Regions from separate parts of the Homo sapiens genome. Here region 1 is linked to region 2. A link is a loop called in an ENCODE intact Hi-C map of the cell type or tissue named here. Cell type or tissue: sigmoid colon. All regions are shown on one strand.

What was found. Peaks named below come from ENCODE experiments on the same cell type or tissue, not always from the same donor. Only the 100,000 strongest peaks of a DNase experiment are listed, where the experiment ranks them.
Region 1: it touches region 2 in a loop (4-fold over the local background); 4 of 110 quality-filtered maps call a loop at or near these places.

Annotation. Positions count from the first base shown.
Region 1 is chr17:9,156,573-9,160,572 of GRCh38, forward strand. The region is part of intron 2 of NTN1 (netrin 1); the gene reads left to right. Among named protein-coding and RNA genes, the nearest start is that of NTN1, 140 kb to the left of the region's middle. RefSeq lists an enhancer at 1-87. In sigmoid colon, no CTCF peak of the experiment used is centred here; a DNase peak (open chromatin) is centred at 2,289.
Region 2 is chr17:9,001,002-9,005,001 of GRCh38, forward strand. It overlaps a transcript of NTN1 not described here. Among named protein-coding and RNA genes, the nearest start is that of NTN1, 19 kb to the right of the region's middle. RefSeq lists silencers at 2,007-2,116, 2,147-2,196 and an enhancer at 2,821-3,450. In sigmoid colon, a CTCF peak has its summit at 2,060; DNase peaks (open chromatin) are centred at 2,230 and 2,928; H3K4me3 peaks cover 1,754 bases; H3K27me3 peaks cover 831 bases.

The DNA of each region.
Region 1 (4,000 bases), 160 kb after region 2:
TTTGGGGTGGGCCAACACTTATGGTTTGGTAAATTCATCAAAAACAATGGATGCAGATTCAGTCTCTGTGTGCAAGGGCACTACTTAGAGTTCCAGGAAGAGTCCAGGGGACTTAGATGTGGGTTTTTCTCTCTAAAGCACAGCAGTCTACTTGAGCAGACAGAAGTTAAATTGATGAGTTAAAGCAGTTGAAAGCAACAATCAGATGTCGCAAGGCTATGCCTTGTCAGGGAGTGGTTCAGGCAGTAAATCCTCTATCTGCCCTACCTGTCTAACTATCTAACTGTCTCTATACATACCCGCTTGCCTGTCTACCTGCCCACCTACCTATCCATCCATCCATCCATCCATGCATGCGTCCATCCATCCATCCATGCATCCCTCCCTCCCTCCCTCCCTCCACCCACCTATCAACCCCATCCATCCGTCCATCCCTCTCTCCATCTATCCATCCGTCCATCCATCCACCTTTTCATCCTTCCATTCATTCATCCATCCATCTATCTTCTCTCTTGTTTGCTTTCTGTCTCTCATTTGCACAACAAAAATGTATGAAGGCTTTCTGTGGGCTGGAGGATATAAGAGCAAACGCTGTCCCTATCCTCAGCAAACCAACACAGTTAATGAGAGATTAGTCCCACTTGATCAGAGAATTTTCTGACATGAGTTTGTTCCCTCCATTAGATGGGGAACCCATGGATAGTTGAGAGTGCATTGTCCATCTGTGTATCTCACATAGCCTGTAGCACAGAGCTGGGAACATAGCTAGAACACTGTGAGTATGCACTGAACTGACCTGACCTGGGGAGTGGGAAGGGGTTGAGCAGTTCCAGGTTGGTGGGAGAGGGAGAGGGGCAGAAAGGCAGGAATGTTGAGAGGTAAGGAGTGGCCACAGGCATGTGTTGAAATAGGACTTAGAGGACTTTTTGATGGGGGAAGAAAATAGGAACCCACCTCTTGGGCCTCTTTTCCTACTGGGTTTCTGGTTGGAAAGTGGGGCCTCTCGCCCTCCTATCTTCCTTACCCTCGTTATGCCCTGGGTCTGAAATGCAGCCACATGTGATGCATCCTTGGTGATCCTCACATGATAGCCAAAGAGGGGCACAAAGCTTGGGGTGTCTGTGGGTGTCTGGGGTACCCCTGGATAAGAGGCAGAGCCTCAATGGCCTAGGCAGTGCTTCTGTCCTTGCCCCTGCTGGTCCCTCAAGAGTGTCTCTGCCACCCCCAACCCCCTTTTCTCTGGGCTGACCTCTCTGTTCTCACAAAGCTGCCCTTTCCTCCCTGTCTTGAAATCTGATAATGAAACTAATACCCAATATTTTTGCCTCCAAGAGATGCAGGAGATAAACAGGAAGGCGCAAAGGATTAAGGTGTCTCTCTGAGGAAGGGGCTAGGGACAGGCCGGGAGTTGGGTGACGCCTCTGTGTGGAGCCGAGGGATCCAGATGTGAGCTGCTTTGCCCAACGCATTTTTCCATCTGTGCAGAGAAAATAAAACAAAGAGAAAAGAAAACAAGCTGTAAAATACTTTGCAGAAGTCTGAGCATGGGCATTTGCCACTTGATGTCTCCTGACAGCTCCAAGAAGCAGGGGAGGGAAGGGAGCCCTGCCTTTTGATGTTTGCCTCAGAGTTTTCTTTTGTGTGACCAGTTGTTTAGGAAGAACCTTTTGTTGGCGTAAGGTGCATATGGAAGAGAGCTACCAGCCCCCAGCTTCCTCCTGGGGTGGGAAAAGTGGAGGCTGAGCTCCCAGAAGGGGCTCAGAGGTTAGGGCAGGCCCCTCTGGAAAATGCAGGAGAAGGACATTTGCCTCCAAGAAGGACAGGATGATGCTGTTATCAGGCCTTTCCTGGTACAAGGGAGGCCTGAGGAAGTGAGGCCTGGGTGATCCTTCCAGATCCCTGTCCCCAGGCAGGTGTTCCAGTTCCTGTGATTTCTGTGCTTGTAAGAAAGATGTAGATTCTGACTGTAGTCTAGGCCAGCTGTTACTTCCAGTGATAGGGGTCTTTTCCTCTGAGCCAGTGGACCAGGAGCCAGAAGGGTAGGGTTCCCATCCTGGGCCCCCCCATTTACTGGCTCTGTGGTCCTGGGCTGGTTGGTCATTTCACCTCTCTGAGCAGGCCCCTGTCACCCTTGTCTGGCAGAGTGAGTCCAAAGAGAGTGAGTGTGTGCAGGCGTGACAGTCGTCTGCAGGAGGGCAAGGTGCAGCTGCAGCCTCTTTCTTTGCACTTGGTTGAACTCAGCCCTGGGAACACTTGCCGGAGGACAGTTAGCAAGGTTCTGGGACTCATCCCCTGGTCTAATTTGGCTTCTGGCTGCTTTCAGACTTCAGGGCAGGAGCTGTCTTTTCTCCTGCATCCCACACTGCTTTTTCTAGGGCCCTGTCCACCTCTATTTGTAAATGAAATGACTAATGGGTGAGTGACTTGGCAGTGACTCTAGGAAGAGCACTTAAAGAAGCTTGTCATAACATCAGAGAGAAAAATTAAAGAGGCACATGTTTTTCTAAAGATCACAAATTAAAGTAACATGTGAATGAGAAACTTAAAAATATTTACAGCTTATATGGCAGAAAAGACAAACAATGTTTAATCCTCCTGATCACTAGACAGCATGAAAAAAGTCCACCTTATTTGAAAACTGGGCAAATGGCATGAACAGGCAATGCACAAAAAAGAAATATAAATAGAAAAACAATACATGGGGAAATGCCCAACCTTCCTAGTAATCAAAGACATGCAAATTAAAATCGTCTGTGTGTGTGTGTTTTCTCTCAGACAGAGTGGCCAATATTTTTTAAAAAGAATGCCGATACCAAATGCATATTATTATTTTCAAGCACGTGGTGAAATAGGAGCTCTCATATCCTGCTGGTAGGTGTATAAGCCAGTACAGCCTTTCTTGAGGGCAGTTTGGCAATTTGGTGCCAATGTTAAAAACATGTAGAAGGGCTGGGCGCAGTGGCTCATGTCTGTAATCACAGCACTTTGGGAGACCGAGGTGGGTGGATCACGAGGTCAGGAGTTTGAGACCAGTCTGGCCAACATAGTGAAACCCTGTCTCTACTAAAAATACAAAAAATTAGCCGGGTGTGGTGGCAGGCGCCTGTAATAGCAGCTACTCGGGAGGCTGAGGCAGGAGAATCGCGTGAACCTGGGAGGCGGAGGTTGCAGTGAGCCAAGATCACGCCACTGCACTCCAGCCTGGGCTACAGAACGAGACTCCATCTCAAATAAATAAATAAATAAATATAAATAAAAATATAAAAACATGTAGGTTCAAAATTCAACCCAGTAATTCCATCTAGAGAAATTTGCACTACAACAGTCATTGGAGCAGAGCACAAATATATATGTTCAAAGGTGGTTCAAGGTGGTTACCTTTATGTTCAAAGGTAGTTGACATTTATAATAGTGAAAAATGGGAAACGACCTATAGGTGCCCAACCCTGGGAGGTCCTTCTTTTAAATGCCTCCACTTCCAACTCCAAGAGGCCCACTATGCATAGCCATGCAACACAGTGCCAGAGGAATTTTATTTTTTAGTTTTTAATTTTTGTGAGATAGGGTCTCGCTCTGTGGCTCAGGCTGGAGTACAGTGGTGGCTCATGGCAACCTCCACCTCCCAGGTTCAAGAGATTCTCCTGCCTCAGCCTTCCGAGTTGTTGGGATTACAGGCGCAAACCACCATGCCTGACTAATTTTTGTATTTTTTAGTAGAGACGGGGTTTCACCATATTGGCCAGGCTGGTCTCAAACTCCTGGCTCCAAGAGATCTGCCCACCTTGGCCTCTCAAAGTGCTGGGATTATAGCTGTGAGCCACCATGCCCAGCCCGGACATCTTTTAAACATTGTGAAGATCAGTATTTGACACAAGAAAATGTTCATTATTATGAAAAAAAACCCCCACAAAACTAGATGTATAAAAGTATGATCCGTGTTTGTAGGAAAGAATTAAATAGCTCCACAACTGAACAAATGTTAATGAAAGCCTGAAAGGAA
Region 2 (4,000 bases):
GGCAGGCGCCTGTAGTCCCACCTACTTGGGAGGCTGAGGCCGAAGAATGGCGTGAATCCAGGAAGGGGAGCTTGCAGTGAGCCAAGATAGCGCCACTGCACTCTAGCCTGGGCAACAGAGCGAGACTCCATCAAAAAAGAAAAGAAAGAATCAAAAAGATTTTTTGATTCTACAAAAAAATTGAAAAATTAGCCAGGCATGACAGTGGTCCCAGCTACACAGGAGGCGACGGTTCTCTATTTATTCCTTCAGTCATTTTAATGGTTATTGGGGGAGGTGTGTCAGTGGACCATCTTGGACCAAGGTTTGGATCCCTTGGGCCCAAGAGTTCAAGGCTTCAGTGAACTGCGATCGCACCACTGAGCTCCAGCCTGGGGACAGAGCAAGGCCCTGTCAAAAAAAAAAAAAAAAAAAAAAAAGCACAAGACAGACAATGAATCAATAACTAATAAAGGATAGTCATAAATAGTTAGTCATGGATCCTCTACTACGTCTTAGGTGCAGAACACGGTAAGTGCTTTACATTTGCTTCCCTGTTTAATGCTAGCAACATGCCTATTTTAGAGAGTTGAAGTGTAAATAAAGGATTATGACCCTAGACTCTTATATCTAACTACTGTCTGTGTATAAAGTAACAGACAATCTGAGACATGCGAAGACTCAAAAAATCCACCGTCCATCCACCCTTCCCCCAAGGTTTACTCAAAGTAGCATTTCAGTGGTGTGAGAAATTAATCAAAGTAAGGAACTCAGGAATGAGGAAGTCATTTACGTAAATGAAATGACAATAAACAATGTAGGCAGAAAAACTGAGTTAGAAGGCTGGGTGCAGTGGCTTACACCTGTATTCCCAACACTTTGAGAGGCCAAGATGGAAGGATCACTTGAGGCCAGAAGTTCCAAACCAGCCTGGGCAACTCATTGAGACCTTGTCTCTACAAAATAAAAAGTGTTTTAAAAATTAGCCGGGCGTGGTGGCATGCACCTGTGGTTTCAGCTACTCGGGAGACTGAGATGGGAGGATCTCTTGAGCCTGGGAGGTCAAGGCTGCAGTGAGCCATGATCCCGCCACTGTACTGCACTCCAGCCAGGATGACTGAGCAGGGCCCGGCGCCCCCACCGCCCCCCGCCCCCACACACACCTGCGCCACCACCGCCCCCCACCCCCACACACACCCACTACCAAAAAAAAGAGAAAAACTGAGTTAATTATGAACGTAGTTTGAAATCACAATGCCAATGTCAAAAAATGATTCTTCAAAGAGCAAGCATATGATGTAAAATTTTAATAATGGCCTGAAGCTAGGATCCTAGTTTATGCCGGCAAACCTGTGTCCTCCAGCAGCCTTAAGCTCGGCAGAGATTCCCAGGCGCCGGCCTCGCGGGTGAACTGTCACACGTACCCAGAGCTTGGAGGAGGCGCGCCGGGGGAGTGTTGTGCTGGGGATTCCCAGGCCGGCTCCTGCTTCTCGCCTGATGAATGTGGAGTTCCTTCAGCCATCCCTCGGATCCTCTTAAACTTTTCTAAGTTTCAGGAGTGTGAATGACGCATTCCCCTAGTGTTAAGTGGCGACAGTTCTCCCTCTATTTTATCTCTTCAGTCATTTTAATGGTCATTGGGGGAGGCGTGTCAGCAGACCATCTTGGATGAAGGGCAAAAAGACCAGTTAGCATGGAATTGAGGTTTGTCGCTGGTGATGGCAGTGGGGACATGATCGCACGTCCTTGGGTCAGACTTCTCAGCTCTCTCCTCCCCATTTTTACCCCCAGCACTCGGTCAAACAAACAGACAAACAAAAAGACCCCTGCAACTCCCAGACAAACCAAAGCTAGAGTGTGTAGGTTGGGTGGCTTTCTGTTGGATAGTTGTGTGTCCCAAGTTACACGCATCCTATCTTGGCCCAGCTCCACTGGAGCCCGAGCGGCGGGGCGCAGGGTGCGAGCGGGAGGCTGGTGTTCTGCCCGCGATGGGCAGGGGAGCCGGGTGGCCGCGGGGCGAGGAGCCGCGAGGGCCGGGCCGGCGTGACACCACCTGGCGGAGTCTCGGGGAAGAGTCTTAAAGGCGCGCGCTCCTCCGTGCCCCGCGCACTCGAACGGGAGCCGCGGAGAGCTCGCCTCCCGCTGCCGCCGGCGCCTCGGGGAGGTAAGTGCCACCCGCGGATCCCGAGTCGCGGCCGGGTGGGGGCGGCCCGCGGCTGCCCCGCGCTCGGGAAGCTCTGGCTGGGGCTGCGGTCGGAGGGCGGCGCCCAAGTTTTCTTGAAGGCCTCGGAGGGCAGCTGGAGCGGCGTAGAGCCTGCGCGGGGATGGCGGGGGTGGCCGCGGGCCGGGGCCGTCTGGGGGCGGCCATCCCGGGCGGTGCGTGGAAAAGTAGGCACTGGTGCGCGGCGAGGGGCGCACGCCAGAGCCCCAGCCCCGCGTCCTGCGCACTTGGCGCGCTCTGGCCGCGGTCCCGGCGAGCCCCAGCCTGCTCCGGGCCGCGACCCCGGCTCCGCGCCTTCCTGCCCGCCCGGGTCCTTTGTAGCCCGCTGGCCCCGCGGTCGCGCACGGTCACGCCGGCAGGTCGCGCTCGGCGGCCGGCCAAGCCAGCCCCGGCCCTGCCGCGCCCGCGCCCCGGGCCACCCCGCCCGGCCCCCTCGGCGCTGCACCCCTCGCTTTCCCCATCTCCAGCCGCTCGCTATTTTCACACCTCCCGGTGCCCCGGCCCCGGCGCCTGATTCAGTGCTTAGTAATTAATTTGGCGTTTCAGAATGGTCAGCGGGCTGGATAATGGGTGCATTCATCCCCCGGGCTAATCTGAACAGAGGTGGGAAGAAAGGCTTTCACAGACAGAAAATGCCATTCGCCGAGCGCTCAAAGGGGCTGTCACTCCCAGAATAAATCGCCGCCGCGCCCGCCGGCTCCTCTGGCCATTTCCATACAGCTCCGGCCCGCGCCGCGGACCCGCCGGCCTCGGCCTCGGCTCCCGGGAATCACTCACTCGAGTGCCTTCGACGGGAAAGTCGGGCGAGAGCTGGACCCAGGCGGGGGCCGAGGGAAACGGGGAAACTGGAGACTCGGGTGAAGGCCGCAGGGGACAAAGAGATTGATTAGAAAATCAAACGCGCATCTAGAAGGAGGCGCAGGCGACTGCTCAAGGCGCGGACGGCGGAGCTGGGGCTCGGGAGCGTCCGTCCAAAACCCCCGAGGTTCGCCAAAGAGGAGGGCCCGCGGCCCAGACCCTCCGGAGCGTGCCCGAGGCGACACGGCAAGCTTCTGGGGCTCCCAAATTGTGAATGGAGTTCAATGCACAAGCATAGATAGTAGAAACAGGGTCGACCTGCACAGACTTTTTATTCCGAGTTCCTTGTGCTATCAGCCCCGTCGCCCTCGCGGCCTGGAAGGTGACACGGTGTCTTCCCCGGCCTCCTGCTCGCCACCCCTGTTGGGACCCTCGGGTCCGCCTGGGGACATCTGCTGAGCGGGTGACGGAGGCTTTATCCTTTGATCCCTTCTGGATCCGGTGACGCGCTAAGTGTTGGGCACGTACGGCCTACGGAGTTTGAATGCTGGGGCCTTCCTGTTGCGGCACCCCCAGCCCACTGGTGCAGCGGGATCGTGCGCTCCCGCCGCAGCCCTAATCCAGAGGACCGCGCCGCGCCAGCGCCTTCAGCCAGGCTGTGGCGCCTCCAGTGGGTAGGGCTGGCTCGGCTCTAGCCAGGTGAAGCTCCAGACTCTGGATTTTCCCGTCTTCGGGGTTCAGCGTGTATCCACCTCACCCGGCCGACTTGGCCCTGGGCCCTTTCACCCAGTGGAATCCTGCCACTGGGAGAAGAGAAAGAGCTGTGGCTCTATGGCGAAATCTTAGCTCGGTTGAGAGGCAGAACTGACACAGCTGGGACGAAGGGGAGTTTCTGGAATGGCCAGATGCGTGTCCCAGGTGTGTAGGGGAGATGGAATCTCCGTACTACTCATCAACTTCTGAGTGGAAGTCATCCCTCCCCTCTGTGTCTGTTTCCTCATT